Regions from separate parts of the Homo sapiens genome. Here region 2 is linked to region 1. A link is an interaction called in ENCODE POLR2A ChIA-PET data of the cell type or tissue named here. Cell type or tissue: MCF 10A. All regions are shown on one strand. Links, peaks and the distances in the headings refer to the core of each region. The heading gives the core; the rest is flanking DNA. Region 1 overlaps TSC22D2 (TSC22 domain family member 2). Region 2 overlaps TSC22D2 (TSC22 domain family member 2).

What was found. Peaks named below come from ENCODE experiments on the same cell type or tissue, not always from the same donor. Only the 100,000 strongest peaks of a DNase experiment are listed, where the experiment ranks them.
Region 2: POLR2A ChIA-PET joins it to region 1 with 10 read pairs; 20 of 35 experiments call an interaction of 5 or more read pairs at or near these places.

The regions. Positions count from the first base shown.
Region 1 is chr3:150,410,793-150,423,600 of GRCh38, reverse strand. TSC22D2 (TSC22 domain family member 2) reads right to left here. Exons shown (of 3, transcript NM_001303264.2): 1 at 12,293-12,808. Among named protein-coding and RNA genes, the nearest start is that of TSC22D2, 8.9 kb to the right of the region's middle. RefSeq lists an enhancer at 12,607-12,808. In MCF 10A, for the core only: no CTCF peak of the experiment used is centred there; DNase peaks (open chromatin) are centred at 9,130 and 10,930.
Region 2 is chr3:150,464,998-150,477,805 of GRCh38, reverse strand. It overlaps TSC22D2 (TSC22 domain family member 2), which reads right to left. Exons shown (of 3, transcript NM_001303264.2): 3 at 11,384-12,808. Among named protein-coding and RNA genes, the nearest start is that of TSC22D2, 63 kb to the right of the region's middle. RefSeq lists an enhancer at 8,078-8,578. In MCF 10A, for the core only: no CTCF peak of the experiment used is centred there; DNase peaks (open chromatin) are centred at 7,205 and 8,025.

The DNA.
Region 1 (12,808 bases), core at 4,221-12,220:
ACAAACTTGAAGTTAAAGTTTCTTGCCAAAAATTAAACAATGATTACTTTGATACCTTGGTCTTGTTCCTCCTCCAATTTCATAATTTGAAATAACATTTTGCTTTGAATCACTATGGCTTTTACAGAAAAAAAACATAAAATAGCACAAAAATTAAAATATAGTTTATTTTATAGAATATGCATTTGCATTAAAATACACTGGGGAAGTGACTATTTCATAAGAAAAATTCAACACAGTATGAACCCTTCAAAAATATAGATATACTTAAAGTACACAGGATGCAGAAAAGTATGTTTATTTTCTATATAAAATAGAGATTGTCCTTTTGGTTTATTTTGCTGCTTTGTCCCATGCTAGATACCATGTGATTTCCCCCCTAAAATAACAAAGATCAGTTTTAATGAGAAACCAGTACAGTGCAAAGCAATTCATGCATACAGTTTTGCATGTATGCATTCCATATGTAAGTATTCATACCTATCCCAGAGGCTCTTTGATTCCTTTAACGTGTTCAAATGGAACGCTTGGTAGAAAGCAGTTGAAGGATTCCTGTGAGATCCGAGAATCAAATGGAAATGAGGTTGAGAACGTACAGTATAATCACTACTTTTCAAAAGAAGATGGAAGATTTTAGATTTCTAATACAGTGTAACTTTTAATAATAAAAAGATTTTAAAACCACATAAGTTTGCTTAAAACAACACTTTAGAAGAAATTAAAAACTGGACAAAATCCAGCAGACTTCAACAATAATTCAGGATCACAGTTATAAAATAAAGAGGTAAGGCAGATGAAACTAAATACTAAGTAGCATCCAATTTTGTGTGCGTGCATATAAATGTGACAAATTCATAGCCTAATCAACACTCTTCTATATCAAATGCCTTTACAAATATCTATCTTGTTTAGCAGTTTAACAAGGCTGTTCTTAGGTATTCATATAAACTAAGTTAAGCTATATCTTCACAATATAAAAACTTTTCTTAGGCTCTGTTAAAAGTAGCAAAGGTTTGATTAACAATGAAGAATTCTTTCCTGGGTTGGACTTGACACATTTCCACCTTCAAAATCCATTTATTTATATGTGTTTTTTCCTCGTCTAGGGCAAAAAATGGCGCTGCAATTGTTTGGCAGCTTTCTGATTCTAGCATTGGTACAATGTTACTTTAGGGGTAAAAGCCTATTTATCATAATTATCTTTCATTTCTACCATTCCCTAGGGCTTTCACCATAGACTCTTAACTGATGGGCTCTTCTGGACTATCTCCCAGTAAGTATGATTCACCTCAAATCTAGGGACTGGTTCCACGGGGATTTAAACTTTTGACAAACCTGTTCCCTCCTCCTCAGCAACTTCCATAGTCTCCCCCACCTTCAACCTGTACATCTGGAAGCCAAAAAAACTTTGCCACATAACTTTTAAAATTCTTAGCCCATGCTGTAGCAGAACAGCAGCAGTTAAGAATGTGTTTATTAGGTACCACACACTATTCTAAGTGCTTTACACTCATTAACTAAATTCTGACAACAGCCCTAAGAGGTAGGCACCATTATTACTCCCATCTCATAGAGGAGAAAACTGGGTCAGATAGAAGTAACTTGCCTTACATCACTGAGCTAGTAGGTGGCAATCTAGTTCCAGAGTTTATGCTCTTAAACCACTACACTAAACACATAGCAGTGTTAAAGTTTGACCTCTTTAAAAGTCTGTCTCTTTATCTGTTAACTGGTTACATTACTACCTAGCTTTGCAGGCTAAAGAACTGAGACTAAATGTAAAGTTCCTGGCATACAGTGAATCATCAATAGCATTATTTTAATCTACAAAATGAGGTTTAGATACAACATGGCAATTCTGGGGTCCTATTAAGAGCCTTAAAGTCTGTGCAGAATTATTAGTACAATAAAAAAAAAAGACTTCCAAGATGCCAGAGAATCACCAAAGTAACTGTTTGATTAATTAGGAGACTAATACGTGTATTTCTCATTGCTTGCCCTACTTCAACTCCTTTCTATTCTTTTAATCCTTTTTCCACTTTTCTCCTAACTAGGTCTAAGGCAATCAAAGGCACTGATTAGACCTGCTAATAACAAGAAAAGCTTAAGAGGCTTCTACCTACTGTTTATTTAACGGCTTACATCCTCTTAAGATGTATTTGTCAGGCCACTTTTTTCGCTGTACTTAGAAGTCAGTCTGCCAAATCAAATGAAAACTAACTGAACCAATTGAACATTCAATCTGGTTTTTTTTTTGGTTGTTGTTTTTGTTTTATAAAAAAACAGGCTTGCCCAGGAACATATGGGAACTAGTTTGCTATCCTCAAAGGTCTGTTTGGAGACCTCCAGTTTAAATGGAGTGACTCAAAGAGGAAGGTAGTATATACAAAAGAATAAGAAAGAGTATCTTGGAAGTTATTCTGCAAGTCTACAATTCAAAATTCATTAAAGAGTACTCACAATATATTTATAAGGATGATATTCTTTAAAAGAACTTTATTATTTATTTATTTTTTGGAGACAGAGTTTCACTCTTGTCGCTCAGGCTGGAGTGCAATGGCACAATCGCGGCTCACTGCAACCTCTGCCTCCTGGGTTCAAATGATCCTCCCGCCTCAGCCTCCCGAGTAGCGGGGATTACAGGCTCCCACCACCACGCGCAGCTAATTTTTGGTATTTTTAGTAGAGATGGGGTTTCACCACGTTGGCCAGGCTGGCCTCAAACTCCTGACCTCAGGTGATCTGCCCGCCTCGGCCTCCCAAAGTGCTGGGATTACAGGCATGAGCCACCACACCTGGCATCTTTAAAAGACCTTTAGATCCTCTGACTTTGGAAATACAAATATTTAATTTGAATCAAATTCATATTCCAGGTAAATTGGTTCCAAATGAAGTCATATGACTTGTTATAAAATTCCAGCAGTTTTACAGAATAGTGCAATATCTCTTAAGTCAAATGTAAAGGTGAAAAACGAACATATTTGTAGTTAGTAGTAAATACTGGGATGTGGAAAGAACCTGTGAAATAAAATACTGTATAAATGGACCTAAAGTTTTCAGCACATATTAGAATACACTTAATTTGCAAAAGCTAACAATTAACAATCACTCTTTCTACATACATTCAAAGTGAAGAAGCCACAGTACATGGTTTTCTATAGTACACAGTTACACAATCTATGTACTACATAAAACTTTAAACAGTCTAGATTTTAAGGGTAAAAATTTAGATAGTCTTATAAGCTATGAAATTTTGTTTCTGGGATACTATAACTGGGATGTTATCCATAAACTGAGGGGTTTGTAGCAAACAGCAACAATAATTAGTCTCCAAACACTGACTAACAGATTAAAGGAGTCAAGTCTGTGAAATCACTGATCAAGGAAGTAGAAGGGAAAAGAGCCATCTGTAAAGATTGAAAGGCTTGATCATCAGAGAGACTTCTATTTTGGAATGGCATAAAATTGAGGAGATTAAGAGCCCAAGGAAAAGGCTGTTAATGGGATCATTTCAAGGTTACAGTCCATGAAACCTGAAAGCATGAAGAGGCAACTGAAATTAAAAATTTTATTAGAAGGAAATACTGACTTTTTATGCAGCTGTGGTCACAAATTCTCTTCCACTCAAGAAATAAAATTTGAAACCAGCTTTTTAACAGTTTATTTGATATTAATATAAACTACCATTCTAAATATAGAGCCAACGAAGCAATTCTAGGAAGACTGAGATGTGGTTTACACTGTACTTCAGCCACCTAAACAAAAATGCTGTTTTCCTATTTGTAAATATTCTTTAACATCACTGAACAAAATACATTCTTTTCTCTCTGACTTTATATACTCAATAGTCCATCACATTAATTTCCAAGTATGTGAAAATACTACATCAGAAAATGACTCAAAGCATGTGGCATGTCTACCTGTTTTTGCAAGACACTATCTTTGTAGGGTAACTAAGTACAACAGGGAGAAAAAAACAAACATTCCATACCTCAAAACTAAGCTACAAAAATTGTCAAAGCTTAAAGCATAAGGTACTTGAGCACTCAACAAACACCTCTTTCTCTTAATCTATGCCAAAATTCGACTTCAGAGATCTCTAAATAGAAACCAGGGACATACAATATGAAGAACATCAACAAGCACCATCTCCAGTATTATTATCTGGGGAATTTAAATGATTAAAAAAATCCTTTAGGTAAAGGGTTACAATACAACAAATCAGTGGCTATGGTAGTTCTTCCTTCTTCCTAACTTATTGTGTGCCAAGTAATAAAACAAACTTCTAACTCTGGGAATATTCAAAAGCACTGGCTTTAGGTTAAAGGTCTGAATATGAGTCTAGGCTTTGTCACCCAATACCTAGGTGACTCAAATTTTAAGAGTCTCAGTTTCCTTAATCCATAAGAAAGGGGGAAGGGAAGAAACCACTTTCTTACAAATTGTTGGAAAGATCAAATGAAAGTCTATATACATAGGACCTGACACAAGTAAGCTTGCTTTGTGTTTAATATAAGGTTAGTTTCCAAATTATGCTACCTATAAATCAAATTTTGGTAGAGTATCTCAACATGTACCAAATGTTCTGACATTATCAAGGTAATATTGAGGGAAACAGAATACTTAAACTTAGAGCCAGGGGTACCAAAATATTTAGCACATTTCATTAGGTAAGAATTCTGATTTTTGGGACTCAGCGCTCTGAAGGTATTCCCTTAACACAGCTTTATCATAAGATTATAATTTAAAATGCAATAATCACTAAAAGGATACTGAAATCGTTTCAAGATATATATTATTTTAACAATAAAAGCTTCCAGAAATACCTTTAACAGCAACTTACTATAAAAATCGAAATTTCTTACCATGACATTTAAAGTCCTTCACTCTGGTTCTTGTCAAATTAACAATACCATTTTCCAAATGATAGATTCTCACTCTTTCACATCATTATACAAACTGCCTTTTACCTCTGCTTGGAAAACTATCCCCTTCTCTTCTTAGTGACTTAATCTGAATGACCATTTTAAGATTTAGTTCAAGAGTTAGCCTCAAAAGAATGTACAAGTAATAATGGGTTACTTCTAAGGACAAACAGGGTGGCTGGAGGACAGAGGTAGCAGAGAGGCTTTCGATTTTACTCTTTTATATATTTTGAGTTTTGAACTATATAAATACCTATGCAGAGAATAATTTTTAAATAGAAGTCAGTCTACTACCCTCCCAATCCCAATCTGATCTGATGTCTCAAATTGTTCCCATTAGCACCTTATATTACTCCATCACCACCTCCAATGTATGTCAAAGTATACATCTGATCATCATTTTCATGATGATGAAAATGCCTGAGATCTAGGAGGGCAGCATAGTCTCATATTTGTATTCCAGTGCTCACTACTCACAGAGCATCATGAAAGCTGAATGACTGATAAGCTGTTTTAAATGTTTTCTTGGGCAATCAACCTACTTAATGAGTATTTACAAACTTCATTTATTGCCACACAATAGTCAAGTGGCAGGAAAGGGGTAAAAAGAAGAAAGTTTAAGTTTGCAGTTCTCTCATGAAGCACACTTGAATGTATGGTCTCATATACATAAGGCTAGAAGGAATCTTAAAATTTGACAAAGTCTCAAAAAAGAAAAACAGACAAGTGAAATGACTTGACCAAAGAAACCAGCTAAATGATAGAAGAGCCAGGACTGGAACACAATTCCCTATACTTCTTACAACATCATGACTCGTCTAGACTAAAACATCATCTCCTTTTTTCTGACTACATCCATACCATACAATTACGCTTTCATATTAAAATGGAAGATTCTTGGTATGATTTATAACATGTAAAGGGGTGATCTGGGAGAGCAGTTTGGACACTGAAATATTAACATTTCTGTGATACACGTTTGCCACATATATTATGTTACAGACTGTTCAAATTACTTGCACACATCATTTAATTCCTTAAAACTCTCCCAGGTAGGTACAATCCCCATTTTTCATAAGAGGAAACAAGGCATCTACACCAACTAGCTCAAAGTCAAATGTAGCAGTTAGATTTTAGCCCGGGTATGTCTGACTCTACTGTCTCTGTAATGGTCATTCACATATGTTAACACATAATTAAACACGCTATTGGTTTTATTTGATCAAAACAGCTCCTCCCTCCTTTGTTTTGTCTTCAAAGACTAGGTAGACGGTATGCCAAGCAAAGATTTGTTTTGCTTTAACATATAAAACCACTTGATAAAAACTAAATACTAACTCTACTTTAGAAACTAGAGGCTTTACACTTACCTTTGGGAATCCTTTATTCAGATTAAATTATATACTTGTGTAATAAGATGAACAGCCTAAAACTAACATTTAAAACTATGCCATCATTATTTACAATAATTGACACATTAATCACAAACTCCATCTTCTACAAAGCAATATTCTTTAGACAAATTTTAGGAAAGGCTTATGGGAAAAGAAGCTTTAAGTAATTTAACATTTAGACTTTACTTATTTGTCCTGCCTACCCTAATAATAGGTATATGTCCCAGGCAAACACTAATAAAATTAACTCAGTTACCTGCAGAACTTTCACTAACATCACAAATAAATGTACTACTTAAAAGGATGGAAGCACTTTTTCTTTTTAAACAAAAATTAGCTTGGGTACAAAGGAATCAAACTAAATACTAAATACTAATTATTTAAGTCTGATTTGAGGCTTTAAATTTGAGATAAGCAATCCAGATGAAATTTAATTCACCTGATTTAAGAGCAGAAATCATGCAATACTTTCATACAGGAAACAATCCATCAATATACCTTTAATATTATTAAACCAAATCTGAAGAGTATACCTCAAAGTATACTTCCTAAAGTCATGGAATAATGTATAGGAATGGTGCAAACTGGCTACTGTTCCTACCTTTTTATGAGGGACACCCAGTTTTTGCCCTAAGCAATGCCAGATTAAGAATATAACAAATATCGAGTAATTTGATATGTTCAAGAATTGCTGTGGGAAAGACATTATACCAATGATTCAGGTATACATATTCTCTGTGGACTCAATACAATACCATCGAAAACAGTAGCCTCAAATCACAAGCCCACTGGTTTAGTATAAAGAAAAACCATACACTTAAATAATTTATTCTAATTTAGGAGTTTTGCTACACATACTCCTTAAATATGATTAATATTTCTTACCAAAAATCTGCTTTTCCAATTTAAGGAATTACTTACGGAATATCATTCAGGCTATGTTTAACCAGACAGACCTGCTTTTGTAAGGCCTCTCCTTCCTCATACTTTAAGTATTTAACGAGTAATGCAATTAAGAAATAAACAGAATCTTCAGAAAAGGAAATACACACTGGACTAAAACAATTCTTCAAAGAAAGAATTAGAACACCATTCCTCAGTATTCACAAGTGTTCCTATTTCTTTTGAGACTATATTTCATGCCACTCCACTGTACTTTCTTCCATTTTGATTATCTGCTATCATTCTACACTTCCCCTTCCCCAACTCCTGCCATTTTAGGAAAGGAAGGTCAGATTCCTTTTATACTTTCCTAACTACCATTCCTTTATTAGGAAACAGATTTATTTGGGTTTCTCTACTACTTGATTGGTGGGGCTGCTATTTGTTCATAACTGCTTCTGATCTTTTCTGGTGCAGAGAAAGATAGACTCCCATTCCTAATTAGGAAGTACCAGATTCATAGATCCAGTACCATATTTCACTATTTCCAAATTAGTGCTATCAGAATTATTTTTTTTCTTTTTACAGACAGGTCCTTGCTGTGTGGCCCAGGCTTCAGTGCAATATTATAATATAGCTCACTGTAGCCTCCAGCTCCTGGGCTCAAGCAATCCTCCTCCTACAGCCTCCCCAAGTAGCTAAGACTATAGGTGTTGGCCTCCAGACCTGGCTAATTTTTAAATGTTTTGTAGAGACAAAGCCTCGCTATGTTGCCCAGGCTGGTCTCCAACTCCTGGCATCAAGCAATCCTCTGACCTTGGTCTCTCAAAGTGCCAGGATTACAAGGCATGAGCTACCGCTCCTGGCCCAGGATTCTTAAATAACAAATGAATTGGCATTATATTTATTCTCAGGAAGTAGAGGACATATATACCCCTACCACCAGTCCTATATAAAATGACTTCTCATAAAGGTGATTTAGTTCAGGGGTTGTGATCTCCTAAAAAGAAAAAACAAGTGTTACTAAAATAGTCAGCTGGAAATCTGTATTATTCACACACATATAAGCCATCATGTTTTCTAAAAAAATTTACCAATGTTTGGCCTATATGATTTAGTGCACATAAAATTTTATACAGTATGTGTCACTGTGAATATAAAAGGCCACACTCCTACAGATATAGCTCATGGTTTAGGAATTTCGGGTAGTTTGGAAAATCGTAAGCCTTTTTGGAAATCTGTCATTTCTTTTATTTCAAGCCACGTTTATGAATAAAGTATGTTTTAGTAATCCATGTGGTATCCATCAGTAATCCCTGATGAATACATCAGTATCAGTTTTTATGCTAAACAATAATGACACATATATACGAATTTACATTTTTACTACTAACTCCTCAGTAAGAACACTCTTAAACGTGTAGATAGGCATAGGATAGTATCTAGTATGTGATTCAGACATCAACTGTAAACCTACAAGAGCAAAATTACCTTCACAATTTAACAGATAAATGTCAGCTTCCAAGAAACAGAGATTCAAGTAAGAAATTTCCATCTTTAGAGACTTCAATTCAGTGAGACTTTCATACAACAGAGGTCGAAGACTGAGACAGTTCTGCCTCCTGGTATACATTTACTTAATCCTCTCACTTAAACTTCAAGTAAAAAAAGCAGCAGAATTTGGTTTAAAATATATATAAATGTACAAACAAAATGTGTATTTATGGCACATACCAGGACACACCACTTAACATTCACAATGTATAATATTTTATCAGTGATCATTAGCAAACCACACAAATAAAACCATTAACAAGACATAGAAATATCTGCCACCAAAGGATCCTTAGAATCAGGTTTTCAACAGTCTTTTGGCCACAGATGACAGCTCACAATTGCAGCCATTCATAAGAGTTCCTGGAATGCGGCCTACAGAGTTCACATTGGTTGGCTATCTATGGAAAGTGATCTGTACTGTGTTCCTTTTCCAAAAGGGCCAGTAATATTTTGCACCTCCTCTCATTTACAGGAGACTGTTAAGTGTGTACGTAGTTTAAACAAGTTTTGTAAAGTTCACTATAAAAGTAGCTACATATTTAAGGACTGTATTTTCAACCATCACATCCACGAGTTTACACAAAATCAATCTGAAGAGTCTCAACAACTGACCATAAACCTTTCTAATGAAAATGGCCAGAAAGATAAACTTTATGGTAATTAATAATGTAGAGTCAATAGGCAATGCTAATTGAGAACTTTTTGCATATACAACCATCAGCCTTTTAAAGGTGTGATAATATTAAGATGTATTACTATAAGGCCCGGTTCTTTAATTATAAATGATCTCAAAATTAAGCCAATATAGAACTTTGCATTAGGTAATGGAACCAAAATCTCAAGATAAGAGTTTTCAATGTATCAACCTAAACCACCTCAATCTTTTTGTTAATTTCCCATTTTCCTTTCTTTTCTCAAAGAAATAGACTGTTTACTAAAGTCCTAATTTTTTTTTAAAAAAAGCATATATCTTATTTACAAATATTTCCTTAGGATCTGAAATTTGTCAAACTACTTGCAAAGTTTAAATCACAATTAGTCAAGACCTCTCACTCCAGTTGGTTTTATTTCAAATTTGAAAACATGCAGATTTTAAGGCGGCAACCCAAAATCACATTAAAATTAAAATTTTCAGTTAAGATAGTAGTCTCCTCAAAAGTACTCATCTCAGTAATTTAAACATATGCCTGGAAAACTGTTATTTAATTTCAAACACAAAATTTTAAAATACCCTGTTCTTTTTTTTTTTTTTAACCAAAGCTTTCTATTAAAAAAAAAAAACACAAAACAAAAAACCCAACTATTTCTACCTAATGGATTTATTCCTTCACCAGGTATGTTGGACCAGTGACAAAACAGTCAAATGTGTAAGATTACATCTTGGAAACTAGCATGTCAAGTTAAAAACCAATGAAAGACTGTAACAAAAATCAGAAATGAACATTGGTAAGCAATGTAGATTTTAAATGATTGGGGCAAGGGAGGGAAGTGTCATGTTTAAAATAGGACTGTACATACATCAAAACCCCTGCACTGAATTAACTGTTGCAATTGGTAAGAACACTGATACAGTAGTATCTGTAGTTCAACCATTCACAAATTTGGAAATCAGAGTTTTCAGATTACCAACTCTTAATACAGTAAGAGGAAAAAATAAATGCATTTTTGATGTCATACCCTAAAGAATACATTTCAGTTTCCATCTATCAACAGAAGTCTCTGCTTCATGCCTTATCATCGTACTAAAGTTCTGAGGAATCTAAGTATGGATGCTGTAAACTGAGAGAGGTGTGCACAGAAGGGAAAATGTAATCTGCATTCTCGGGTGGAGGGGTGTGTGTGTGTATAGAAAGCGGGGTAGCTCAGGAAACCAGTCATCATTTCTTGAAGAGATATGGGCAGTATACAGGAACAGAGGAAAGCAAAAGGTTATTTGCCAACTTATCAGGAAAAAATTGGCTTGTGGCAGCTAGAAAAGTGAAGATGCCTGTTGATTATTACCAAAGGTGAAAAAATAAACTCAATCTGTGTTACAGGTGTGTCCCTGTGTGTGACAATGGGAGCAACTATAAAAGTAGAGGGATTTTTCTGAGTGGCTTGTGGAGTCAGTTTACTTAGTAGTCCCACACACACAAAATTTCTCAATGACTAGCTAGCTGAGCTCACTTATGGACACGTGGTATTCTCTAAGCGTTCTCAAGTGAAGAAAGACTCCCCATAAGCAAGTCACCTACAAAAAAAGATGAACTTTAAATTACAAAAAGCAGAGAAGATGAATGAATTTCAGTCAGTGAGTATTTTTCAAACCAACAGAAGTATATAACAAAAATACAAGGCTAATTAGAAATGGGAGGTTAAGAAATGTGAAGGAACTCAGAAGAAACCATAGGAAGAGAAAGCTTTAACATACATGTCATTGTATTCTTCCACATACTAATTATTCTGGAAATCCATAATATTAGTTTGTATCTTTTAAAAACACCTAAAATTAGCCTCTCGCTAAACAAAAACCCCAGCAAAGAAATGTCTAACTGTGAAATTCCTGAAACTTTTTCTATAATTTTTAAATATAATTTTAAAACATTGCAACAAGTCAGCTTTTAAAATTTTGCAATATGTATGTCAAATTTACATGTGACATCTCCTCAAAACCACAAAAATCCTCACTAAACCATAACCAAACATCAGCTGTTGTGGCACTGGTGTAGCAATACACTAATTCTTATTTAGGCCATTAAAAAAAGCATCCCTAAATACAGGGAGCCAATTATTAACATTTACACTTTTATTATAAAATTACTCTTAATTTCAAGAACTATAGCTTTCACTACAGTTAAAGGATCGATCTCAACCTCCCTTTCCTATAATAAATAGACTGATGGAAAGTAAGAATATCTTTCCAGTACATTTTTTGCTTAACAACAAAAAAATAGTATCTTAGAGAAGTCCCTGGGAAGACTCGTGACCTTGTACCTCCTTTAATCAAAAGGCTGAACTAAGTATGATCTTCAAAGCCGGATTTGACATTTCACCATTATGTCTCCAGCCTTTCCAGATACACTGGAGAAGATTCCTTACATAGATTTTTTTTTTCACTAGAGGACCTTCTGGTTTTCCAGAAAGGAAAACTTGTAGTATTATTATGTCTCAGCCTCAAAACTCACACTGACAAATCTCTCTGCCTTACGTGTTCAAGTGTGATTGATATGTAAGAAAAGGACAATTCTATGGGAGCATAACACACTAGCTACCACCATTAAATGGTAAGCATTAAGCTTAAATTCACCTTTTTTTGAGTAAACAATGTTGCATCCCTACCCATTTTAGTGCTTTTAAACAACGGTGACAAGACCAATTCGCTCATTACACCCTTTGACATCAGCATCAGCAATCTAAATCAATTTTACCAAAAACTAAATTTTGTATTTAAAAATGCTAAGGGCCTCCGTTGACAACAATCTCCCAAAGTTGCATCCTAAGCTACAATGTTGGCCAAGCATTTCTATCAAATATTTAAAATAGAGATTTCCATACCTGTCTTCATCACCATCAACAGGAATAGCTATGCTGAATACAGAGGTGGCCAGACTGTTCATAGGTGTTAACTGAAGGGGGTTTGCCAGGGAATCTGCAACAGGCGGCTTCACAACAGGCTTATTTTCAGCAATGAGAGAAAGTGGTGGTTGAGGTAGGGGTTCTGATTTTCTTCTAGTATCGTCGACTTGCCCGACTAAAGGCTGGGTCTGAGTTTGAAACTGGCTTAGGTCAGACTGTGGTAGACTTGTTGGTGCGCTGTGTGTGCCTGGCGCTAAGGGCAGCCCAACATGCTGGATTATGCTGCTGCTCCTGCTGACTGGCGTATGGCTGCTCAGCTGTTGCGACTGGGCCAGAGGCGCGGGTACATTTGGCATAGTAACAGAAGTGGTAGACACACTAGGCACGCTTGGAGCGGGCACGGCTGCAGGCACGTTTGGAACTCCGGGCACCACGGCGTGAGGGCCACCAGGTACGGCTGACAGCGGACCACTGCCACCCATCTGCGGCGGAGGC
Region 2 (12,808 bases), core at 3,315-11,314, 55 kb before region 1:
CAAAAATATCCATTTAACACAAAAGACAGTAAAGGAGAAACAAAGGAAGAAGAAACACATGGGACATAAATAAAATAGTAAAATGGAAGACAAATTGAACCATATCAATAACTACATTAAATATGAACAATCTAAATGCTATGCAAAAGTCAGAGATTGACTGACTAATAAAAGCAAGATCTAACTATATGCTACCTACAATAGACACATTAGATTTAAAGATAAAAATAGGTTGAAAGTAAAAGGATGGGGAAAAATGCCATAAAAACAGTACCATAGGAGAGTTGGAGTGGCTATATTAATAGACTTTAAGACAAGACATATTACTAGAGACAGATGGATGCTTTATAATGAATATGTAACAATTATAAATGTATATGTTCCTAACAACAGAGCCCCTAAATACATAAAGCAAAAGTTGATAGAATTAAAAAGAAAAACACTATTCAAAGAGACTTCAATACCCCATTTGATAGAAAATTAGTAACGATATAGAAGACTATCAACCAACCTGATACAACTGACATTTTTAGAACACCACACCTAATAACAGCAGAATACACATTCTTTTTAGTGTACATGGAACATTCTCCAGAATAGACTGGATGCTAGGCCATGATACAAGGCCCACATTTAACAGAATTGAAATCATACAAAGTATGTTCTCTGACCACAACAGGATTAAATTAGAAATGAGCAACAGAAGGAAATTTGGAAATCTCCAGATATTTGGAAATTAAATAACATGCTTTTAAATAACCCATAGTCAAAAAAGAAATCATGAGGGAAATTAGAAAATATTTTGAGTTGAGTTAAAACAAAAACACACACAAAATCAAAATTTGTGGCATGCAGTTAGTGCAGGGAGGGAAATTTATAACATTAAACACATTAAAAAAAGAGAAAAATCTTAATCTAAGCTTCCACCTCAAGAATCTAGAAAAAGGAGTAAAATAAACTCAAAACAAGCAAAAGGAAAGAAATAATAAAAAGTAGAAATCAATGAACTTGAGAAAATAAAAACCAATAAAAATCATGTTCTTGGAAAAAAGTCAACAAAATTGAGAAATCTTGAGCTAGACTAACCAAGAAGGAAGAGAGAAATAGAATATTTTCAAAATCAGAAATGAAACGGTTCATCACTACCAGTCCTATGGAAATTAAAGAGTTCACAGGACTGCTATGAACAAATTTACATTAACAAATTGGAAAACTTAAATGCAAAGATTCTTAGAAAGATACAAATTACCAAAACTGAACTAAGAATAATTAGAAAATCTGAATCTACCTATAACAAGTACAGAAATTCATTTAATAGATAAAATGCTTCCCATAAAGAAAAGCTTGGGTCCAGACAGCTCTGTATTCATTTCCTATTGCTGTATAACAAATTGCTGTAAATGTAGAGGCTGAAAATAACACCCTTTTATTAGCCCTCAGTTTTGTATTCCAGAAGTCTGACATGGTGAGACTAGAAATCAAGATGTCTGTCAGACTGAGTTCTCATCTGGAGGCTCTGGAGAAGAATCACTTCCAAGCTCACTTAGGTTGTTGGCATAATTCATTTCCTTGACCTTGTAGGAGTGAGATCCCCATTTTCTTGCTGGTAGTCCCTCAGGGGCTGCTTTTAGCTCTTAGAGGCTGCCTGCATTCCTTGTCATGTGGCCTGCTCCATCTTCAAGCCACAATAGCTCATTAAATATTTCTAGTGCTTCAGATTTCTAGCTTTCTCTTTTTCCATCAACCAAAAATCTTTCTGCTTTTAAAAGGTTCATGTGGCTAATCTCCCTTTCTTTAAGTCAACTGTTTCATATAACATAAGCTAATCATAAGAGTAAAACCCATCATATTTACAGTCCCAGGGCATTTTAGAATTCTGCCTGCTGCAGCTTCATTGGTCAATTCTATCAACTGTAGTTACAATAGCCAAAACAATTTTGAAAAAAAAGAATAAATTTGAGGATTTATACCATCTGATTTCAAAACTTGCTATATAGCTACAGAAATCAAGACACTGTTGTATTGGCATAAAGATAGGCATATAGCTTAACAGAATAGAATCGACAGAAATAGAGTTTATATTTACATTTGAAGGTTTTACATTTATAGTCAATTTTTGACAAAGGTACCAACATCGTTCAATAGAGAAAGGATAATCTTTTCAACAAATAATTCTGGATCAATTGGATATCCATAGCAAAAGGTAAATTCATACCGTTGTTTCATACTATATACAAAAATTAACTCAAGAGGGATAAGAGACTTACATGTAAAAAGTAAATATATAAAATTTCTAGATGAGAACATAGGAGAAAATCTTCATGATGTTGGGGTAGGCAAAGATTTCTTCTTAGACTCAATGTGAACCATAAAAGAAAACTTTGATAAATTGGATTTTGTCACATGAAAACTTTCTGCTCAAAATGAAAAGGCAAGTCACAGACTGGGGGAAGATATCTGCAGTACTTATATCTGATGAAAGATTGTGTATAGGATATACAAAGACATTCATCTTGGCTGTGATTGTGGTTACATGGCTGTATACTTTTTCAAAACTCAGCAAGCTTTATTTAAAATGTGCATTTTAGTGAATAAATTATACCTCAATAAAGCTGATTAAAATATATTAAAAGGATATCTTATTTGATTTATTTATTTTTTGAGATGAGTCTCGCTCTGTCGTCCAGGCTGGAGTGCAGTGGTGCAATCTTGGCTCACTGCAACCTCTGCCTCCCAGGTTCAAGCAATTCTCCTGCCTCCCAAATAGCTGGGATTACAGGTGTCCGCCACCACACGCAGCTAATTTTTGTATTTTTAGTAGAGACGAGGTTTCACCATGTTGGCCAGGCTAGTCTCAAACTCTTGACCTCAGGTGATCCGCCCACCTCGGCCTCCCAAAGTGCTGGGATTACAGGTGTGAGCCACCGCACTCAGCCTAAAAGGATATTTTAAATAATATTTACATGCTTTGATTAGTCTCCTTGGAGTACTGCAGCTTAACCATTTTTTGCTTTTTCACTCACTCAGCTTTTCCCCCTGGGGATAGGTAGTTTTTTAGCTAAGTGGAACAGAGCGACGCAAGGGGTTCAAATAAAAGATATATAGCCCTGTGGCATCTTATCAGAATATCAATATATTTGGAGGCTAGACTGGTGCAGTGGCTCATGCCCGTAATCCTAGCACTTCAGGAAATAGAGGTGGGCAGACTGCTTGAGCTCAGGAGTTCAAGACCAGTGTGGGCAACATGGCAAAACCCTGTCTTTACAAAAAATACAAAAATCAGCCAGGTGTGGTGGCATGAACCTGTAATCCCAGCTACTTGGGAAGCTGAGGTGGGAGGATCGCTTGAGCTTGGGAGGCAGAGGTTGCAGTGAGCTGAGATCCTGCCACTGTACTCCAGCCTGTGTAATAAGAGTGAGACCCTGTCTCAAAAAAAAAAAAAAAAAAAAAAAAAAGAAAAAGAAAAAAAAATACATGTATTTGGAGGCTAAAAGGAATCTGGGTTTTGGAGCTAGGGAACTGAGTTTCTACTCTGATTACATATCAAAAAATCCTAGCTTTACCCTTTGTGAGCCTCACGTCTCTGCTTGTCTACAGTGAAATGCCCTACCCATGGCTCAGCGATTTGTCTTATTCACATGATGTGAAGGTAAAGGGCTCAAGAAATGTTGGCCACTCTTATTCTAAAGAAATTCTCATGTAACTAGACAAAGATGTATAGAGAAACAATTTTGATTACAGAAAAAAACTGAGTGCCATCTAAACATCCATGAGTAGGGGACTGTCGTGATATGACTTATTATACAACACTATGCAGCTATTTAAAAGAATAAAGACAATCTCTATGTTCTGTCATGAAAAGATGTTTGTGATTACTGTAGATTTGTAGAAAGCAAGTTGAAGAAAAATATGTTTAGTATAATCTCATTTATGGTAAATGAAAACACAAAATGTGTGTATCTCAATTATGTGCAGAGAAAACTTAGCAGTTTTACTCTGCAGAGTGGGATTGCAGATGAATAGAGAGGGGAGATTTTGCCTTGTTTTTTTTGAAAATTAACTTCTTTATTGAAATATTTCAATGAGCATGTGCTACTTATTTTTTTTTTGAAGTTTTTTTAAATTATACTTTAAGTTCTAGGGTAGATGTGCACAACATGCAGGTTTGTTACATATGTATACATGTGCCATGCTGGTGTGCTGCACCCGTTAACTCGTCATTTACATTAGGTATATCTCCTAATGCCATCTCTCCTCCCTCCCCCGACCCCACGACAGGCCCCAGTGTGTGATGTTCCCCTGTGTCCAAGTGTTCTCATTGTTCAATTCCCACCTATGAGTGAGAACATGTGGTGTTTGGTTTTCTGTCCTTGCGATAGTTTGCTCAGAATGATGGTTTCCAGCTTCATCCACGTCCCTACAAAGGACATGAACTCATCCTTTTTCATGGCTGCATAGTATTCCATGGTGTGTATGTGAGCATGTGCTACTTATTAAGAAAATACACCTTTCATTTTTTTTTTTTTTTTTTTTTTGAGATGGAGTCTCACTCTGTCATCCAGGTGGGAGTGCAGTGGTGCCATCTCAGCTCACTGCAAACTCCGCCTCCCGGGTTCAAGCGATTCTCCTGCCTCAGCCTCCCGAGTAGCTGGGATTACAGGTGTGCACCACTAGGCCCAGCTAATTTTTGTATTTTTAGTAGAGATGGGTTTTCACTATGTTGGCCAGGCTGGTCTCAAACTCCTGACCTCAAGTGATCTGCCCACCTCAGCCTCCCAACATGCTGAGATTACTGGCGTGAGCCACTGGGCCCAGCCAGAAAATATACATTTCTAACAAATAAACAATCAGCACCAATCCTCTTGAACTGAGAGTGTTCTGATTGAAGTCTGTTTGGTATTTTGTGGATGGAGACTTACCTTTCTTCATTCCAAGGAGTGTATATTGTCATATATTGTTCTCTTTTGCCCATCCCAAATGGCCATCTCTTGAATCACAGAGCTGCCTAATGAAATCAAGTAGATGAATCAATGAATAGGAATAAATTGGGTACAGTTTCAACATAATTTTTTCCAGAAAAGGGGTTCTTTCTTCCTGTGACCTCTAACCTATTTAAGCACAATGGGGAGAAAAATGTGGGCTATGGCCACCCATGGGCTGGAATCTAGTTCTACCACTAATCTGATCTGAGATCTTGGGCAGGTCACAAGCTCTCTGGATTCTCTGAACCTGTTTCCTTATCTGTCAAATGAGCCAAATACTTGCTTTCCCAAGGCTTACTAGGGTAGTTGTGAGGTTCTAAAGAGATAAAGGAGGAAAAATACACCTGAGCCCAGGAGGTTGAGGCTGCAGTGAGCTGTGATCGTGCCACTATACTCCAGCCTGGGCGACAGAGTGAGACCCTGTCTTAAAGGGAAAGAAAAGGAGGAAAAATAGATTTTTGTCAGGAGTGCTGTAAAACTTGGTAGTGTTATTATTTGGAGAAGGTGATTAAACCTATCTAGGTGACCTTGGATTTATCACAGGTGCTATTTCCTGGGCCTAAAGATTGCCTAGTCTTTTTCCCAAGCTTTTGGTCAAAAAGCAGTGAGGAGAAAGAGCATTGCTTCAACCAGATGCCTAGAAAGGGGTGAGAAAGAAAACAAGAGCAGCATTTACTGTATGCTTGCTGTGGGCCAGATCCAAGTTACGTGATTTACATATTTTATATTGTTTGATCCTTACAACAAGGCTATGATTTGGCTATCTCAGGCTACATTTAGAGATCAGAAAGCTCAAGAATAAAGAATATGTAAGATAGGTGTGAACCCTCATTCATTCATTTAATAACAGTACAATCATGTGCTGCATAACAACATTTAGGTCAACTGTGGGCCGCCATCAGTAAAGTCACAGGGCAACGCTTTACTCACATGTTCGTGGTGATGCCCGATGTAAACAAACCTACTGTGCTGCCAGTCGTATAAAAGTCTAGCACATACAATTATGTATAGCACATAATACTTCATAATGATAATAACCATGTTACTGGTTTATATATTTACCATACTCTACTTTTTATCTTTTAGAGTGCAGTCCTACTTATTAAAAAAAAAAAAAAAAAAGGTAGCTGTAAGACAGCTTCAGGCAGGCCCTTTAGGAGGTATTTCAGAAGAAGGCATTGTTCTCATAGGAGATGACTGCTCCATGCATGTAATTGCCCCTAAAGACCTCTTCCAGTGGGACAAGATGTGGAGGTAGAGGGCAGTGATGTTGATGATCCTGATCCTGTGTAGGCCTAGGCTAATATGTGGGTTTGTGTCTTAATTTTCAACAAAAAAGTTTAAAAAGTTAAAAAATTTTAAAATAGAAAAAAGCTTATATAATAATATAAAGGAAGTATTTTTGTACACTTATAGAATGTGTTTGCCTTTTAAGCTAAGTGTTATTACAAAGGAGTAAAAAAGTTAAAAAAATTTCAAGTTTATAAAACTAAAAAGTTACAGTGGCTGGGCATGGTGGCTCACACCTGTATTTCCAGCACTTTGGGAGGCCTAAGGGAGAATCTCTTGAGGCCAGGAGTTCGAGACCAGCCTGGATAACAAAGGGAAACTCCCATCTCTATAAAAAATTAGCCAGGCACAGTGGCATGTGCCTGTAAGTCCCAGCTACTCGGGAGGCTGAGGTGAGAGACTGCTTGAATCCAAGAAGTGAAGGCTGCAGTGAGCCATGATCATACCACTATGCTCCAGGCTGAGTGACAGAGCAAGACCCTGTCTCAAAAAAAAAAAAAAAAAAAAAGGCCGGGCACAGTGGCTCACGCCTGTAATCCCAGCACTTTGGGAGGCTGAGGAGGGTGGATCACGAGGTCAGGAGATCGAGAACATCTTGGCTAACACGGTGAGACCCCGTCTCTACTAAAAATACAAAAAAAAATTAGCCGGGTGTGGTGGTGGCTGCCTGTAGTCCCAGCTACTCGGGAGGCTGAGGCAGGAGAATGTCGTGAACCTGGGAGGAAGAGATTGCAGTGAGCTGAGATCATGCCACTGCACTCCAGCCTGGGAGACAGAGCAAGACTCTGTCTCAAAAAAAAAAATTACAATAAGTTAAGGTTGATTTATTATTAAAGGAAAATGTTTTAAAAATAAATTTAGTGTAGCCTAAGTGTACAGTGTTTATAATGTCCACAGTAGTGCACAGTAATGCCCCCAGGCCTTCGTATTCACTCACCACTCACTCACTGACTCACCCAGAACAAATTCCAGTCCTGCAAGCTCCATTCATGGTAAGTGCCCTATACAGGTGTACCATTTTAAATCTTTTATACTGTATCCTTACTGTACCTTTTCTATGTTTAGGTACACAAATACTTACCATGTGTCACAGTATAGTATCAGTACAGTGACATGCTGTAGTTTTATAGCCTAGCAGCAATAGCTATACAATATAACCCAGGTGTGTAGTAGGCTAGATCATCCAGGTTTGTATAAGTACACTCTATAATGTTTGCACAATGACAAAATCCTAACGACACATTTCTCAGAATGTATTTCTGTCAAGCAATACATCACCGTACTAGTTACCAGGAATACAATTGTGAATAAATAAGTAGAAGTCTCTACTCTCGCAGAACTTACCCTCAAACGGGGCCCAGTTTGAAGTTTCTCAGCTGTCAAAGGGCAATGAGGGGATTCTCATTCCATTTTATACCACTCAGTTTCTGTCTCTAAGTACTGGCACCTTCTCACCCCAAGTTTCCTAGGCTCTTCACTTTAAACCCCCTATGTAGGGCCCAGAGCCTCTTCTCCTCCTCCCGCTGGACCTCCCCTCCTGGGGCTGACATTCTCCTCCTCCTCGTAGAACTCCCTTCTGGGGGATGACATTCTTGAGTATCCTGGGGTAGAAGATTGTTGTAACCTTTTTTCCCTCCCAGAGTGTGATTATCTGAGCAGAGGAAGCCTCCAGGAAAGCTGCATTACCAGATGAGTCAGCTGTCATCACAGCCATTACCTAATGCTGAACTGGGATGGGTTCAGGAAGCTGAAGTCAGTGAATATAAAACTAAGACTCACAGGTTTGGAACTCAAGGTTGCTGGAAGCAAGAGGCTGGCGGTGTTTCCACAGCTATTGCCAAGTCTCTACTTGTTCACTCTCTCCAGAGAACAGAACAGGGAGGTCTTCAAAAGTTCCATTTTAAAAGAAGCTGGTGTTTCTGAGAAGGGACTCTCCCTTTACAGTTTTTCTCAGTGAATGCTTTAGCACGAATAGACTACTCGGGGCAGGATGGAATAGGGGGAGGTGAGAAGAACAGGAGACAACGCTGGCTGGAGAATGGTAGGTAAGAGGAGTCATTAATAGGAGAGTCCCACAGACCTAGGTTCTCGTGCTGACTACCTAGGTTCTTAAGCTAATGTCCCAACACTGAAACCTCTTAGTGGGTTCCTTATGGGAAAGACCATTAAGATGATAACAAAATTGGTCTGCGTGAAGAATCAAGACACAGATACCAAAGGAAATAGAACACATCGGCACCAGAGTTGCTGATCTGTATCGCCTTGCTTAGAAGTATTGTTGCATGTTGGCCGGGCGCGGTGGCTCACGCCGGTAATCCTAGCACTTTGGGAGGCCAAGGTGGGTGGATCACCTGAGGTTAGGAGTTTGAGACCAGCCTGACCAACATGGTGAAACTCTGTCTCTACAAAAATACAAAAAATTAGCCTGGCATGGTGGCGCATGCCTGTAATCCCAGCTACCAGGGAGGCTGAGACAGGAGAATGGCTTGAACCCGGGAGGTGGAGGTTGCTGTGAGCGGAGATCGCGCCATTGCACTCTAGCCTGGGCGACAAGAGCAAAACTCCATCTCAAATAAAATAAAATAAAAAGTATTGTTGCATGTGCTAAATGTTACCTACCCCATGCAGCCTTTCTTAGTAAACTTCCTGGTTCATGGTCAGATTGTAAGGATAGTATGTCTAGTCTCTGTGTGGCAGAAAGTAAACCCAGAAAAATCCACTGCTCATTTCTGTAACTTTTCACTCTCTGAATCCGTGGGCTAACCGACCTGCTTTTCTTACCTGCAGTTGCTTCTTCTGAACTAGCCCTTTCTCTGCCCAGACATGGGCTTCCCACCCCTATTCCCTCAAGGTACTCTTCACTTAGAAGTTGCTTCCAGACTCAGCAGTAAACAGACAAATCTTCAGGTCGCCATTTCCTGTTATCAACTTTTTGGGGGCTTTTTCCTGGCTTCTCTCTACTAACACCTGAGTCATAGCATCCTAAATCAACTCACTGCATTCTCTTTTCCTTCTTCCCAGAATAAAATATCAGAGTAAGTCTTCCCTAATCATGCCTTATTTATTTTTATTCCTTTGTAGGTACTCAACTCATTATTTTGAAAACTGGGAAATAAAAGGAAAGAACTAAGTCTCTCCCTTTCTTATACAAACTGTACCACAGGGTAGCTGAATAGTTGGTAAGGGCAAGTCTCTCTTTAGAGAAGTATTTCGCTAATGAGTGAGAAGGGATAATAGAATTAATAGGCTAATGGGTCTAGGTAATGATTATCCATGCTTCCAACATCACAAAATAGAGACAGACATTATATGATGGAAGTATATACCACCACTTATGAATTAATCTTGACAAAATATAAATCTGATTAAACTTCTAGAACTAATTTAGGAAATACAGGGACAGAGGATTCTATAAGAATGCAATTAGGAAAACTCAGACTTCAGAAAAAACTATGGGGCAAATAACTGAGATTCTTGAAGAATTTCAAGATGAAAAGAGAGGTATGGGGAGCCCACATATTAAAAGAGACTTTAGAGGAATGCCAACCAATTGCAGTGTATGGACCTTATTTTGACCCACATTCAAACAAATACACCATAAGAAATTTATGATAATCAGGGAAATGTGGACATTGAGTAGATTTTTAGTAATATTAAGGAATTGTTCATTTTGAGGTGGGGTGATGGTATTTTAGTTATAATTTTTCTTTAAAAAATCCTTGTCCTTTAGAGGTATACGCTGAAATATATATGGATAAAGTCTATGATATCTTGGATTTCCTTCAAAATAATCCAGAGGATCATGGATTCTTTCTAAGTATTGGCATTCTCTCACCCCAAGTTTCCTAGGCTCTTCACTTTAAGCCCCATATGTAGGTCCCAGAGCCCTTTCTCCTCCTCCCCCTAGAATTCCGTCCTGGGGTTCACATTTTCCTCCTCCTCTTGGAACTCCCTTCTGGGGGGTGACATTCTTGAGTATCCTGGGGAGGGGAAATGAGTGGGAGTATAAATAATGCAAGATTGGCCATGAGTAGATAATTGTTTAAGCTAGGTGATAAGTACATGGGAGTTCATTATACAGTTCACTGTTGTATATGGTTGAAAAATCCACAACAAAATGATAAACAAAATTGTAAGGTAACCACTGGAAGAATGTATCTGGAATGTATAACTTCCCAACCAAAAGAGGGATCAAAAATGAATAAGAAACAACTGAATGAAAGCCAAGAAAAGGGAAAAAGGGTGTGTGTGTGGCAAGGCAGTGGCCGGTGCGGGGGTGGGGTGTCTAGAAAGCATTTTAAGGAGAAAACATGAAATAAGATGGCAGAAATACATCCAAATATGCCACTGATGAAATAGACATGGATTAAATTTTTCTATCAAAAGACAGATTGGGTTAAGAAATTAAAAATTCAAGCCAGAAACAGTGGTGGATACCTGTAGTCCCAGCTACTTGGGAGACTGAGGTGGGAGGATTGTTTGAGCCTAGGAGTTCAAAGCCAGCCTGGGCAACATAGCAAGACTTCATCTCTATAAAAGAAAAAAATTGGGAACACTTATTCTATTTCATGGAATGAAGTGTTGCCTGGTTCAGAAAAGAAAATTCAACTATATACTTTTTATAAGGGAAACTCTTTATAAAAAAAAAGTGAAGTTAGAAAATGAAGAGATAGAAAACTACTAGAGTAATGAAATGATCATAAAGAGAAATTAGGAGTAAAGCAGTTCAATAAGATATGGGATAGAATTAGCAACAAAGTGATCATCAATGACCTTGACAAGAACAGTTTCAGTGGCACAATGGGAGCTAAAGCCAGACTGCGTTTGTGATAAGCTGTACGTGGAAGAGGAAAAAGTGGAAAGGAAGAGGAAGGAGCTGAAAAAGCAAGTGAAGGGAACATATTTTCAGTTAGGGGAGGTGGTCTACTCATTTATTGGCCAGTTATTTATTGAGCCTGTATAAATACTGATGTGAAAAAGCCATGGGAGAAGGCGAAGTAGAAGAAACAGGTAGGGGGGGAAGATATTCCTGGGGAGGAAAGATGCTGAACATGATGAGACCCCAGGTACCAGGGGGAAACATTAGCAGCAGACAAGAAGAAAACACATTATTTTATTTTATTTCTAATTTATTAATTTGTCATTACACAAACAATACATAAATGCATATTCAAAAACATCAAACATTACAGTTAAAGCTAATGCACGCTACCAAACTACTGTTGACAGTTTGGTTAGTATCCTTCCAGACCTTCTCTCTATATAATACACAAATATGTACTTGTAGAAGTACACTATACAGTATTTGTGTGTGTGTGTGTGTGTGTGTGTGTGTGTGTGTGATGTGATTTAACATCACTAGTATCATATGTATTACAGGTATTGTCTTTCAATTTTTCCCCCAAACTTTTAACATTGTCTCCTGGAGATCCTTCCATGCCGGACATGTAGGACTCTCTCTTTTTCATTGATACTTAATACTTCATCATGTGTACCATAGTCCATCCTCTTGATGAGTATTTTGGTTTTTCCAATTTCATAGTATTACAGTAGCTCCCCCATCATGGAGGATATTTTCCAAGACCCTCACTGAATGCCTGAAACCATGAATAATACCAAACCCTCTATGTACTATGTTTTTTTATGATCTGATAATAGAAATGACTAATGGGCATTATAAAATGGGTATATAATGAGTGTATACATTGTGGATACACTGGACAAAGGGATGATTCCTGTCCCAGGCAGGATGGAGAGGGATAGTGAGAGATTTTTATTATACTATGCAGAAAGGTTTGAAGTTTAAAACTTATGTTCGTTTCTGGAATTTTCCATTTAATATTTTTGTATTGTGGTTGACCTTGGATGACTGAAACCTCAAAAAGTGAAAATGCAGATAAGGGGGTCTACTGTACAAGCAAAGGTGCAATTGACATCATTGTACAGGCTATCTTGTGAACACATGTATGTTTCTTTAGGACATTAAAAGTTGGAATTGTTAGGTCACAGGGTATGTGACTTTTAAAATTTAATGGGTGATACACAATTGTCTTTAAAAGAGGCTGTGCCAATTTGTATGCTCACTAGCAATGTATTCCTGTTTTTCCACACCCTTTCCAGCTTTTGATTTGTATGCACGCTAAATATTAGTTGGATCTGAGATGGTTTCTTGTGTTTTAATGTGCACTTCCCTTATTTTGCTGAGATTGAGCTTCTCTTTATAACCTATTTGTAAAGTTCTTTGCTTATGTGCATTTTCAAATGGACAGGGTATATAGCTTCATAGCTTCCAATTTCTAAAAGGGAGTAACCAAAAAGTAGAAGACTAACTGCTAGTCTAGCTAGAATTAATTTTTGTGAAAGATCTAACTTTATATTTCTTCTAAATTGTTATGCTATCCCATACTATTTGTTGAATAATCCATTTTTTCCTTACTAATTTGAAATGTCACTTTTATTACTTACTCAACATATTATTTGTGTTTCTGGATTCTCAGCTGTATTAGAGATTTATTTTTGGTATCAGTCACCTGAGT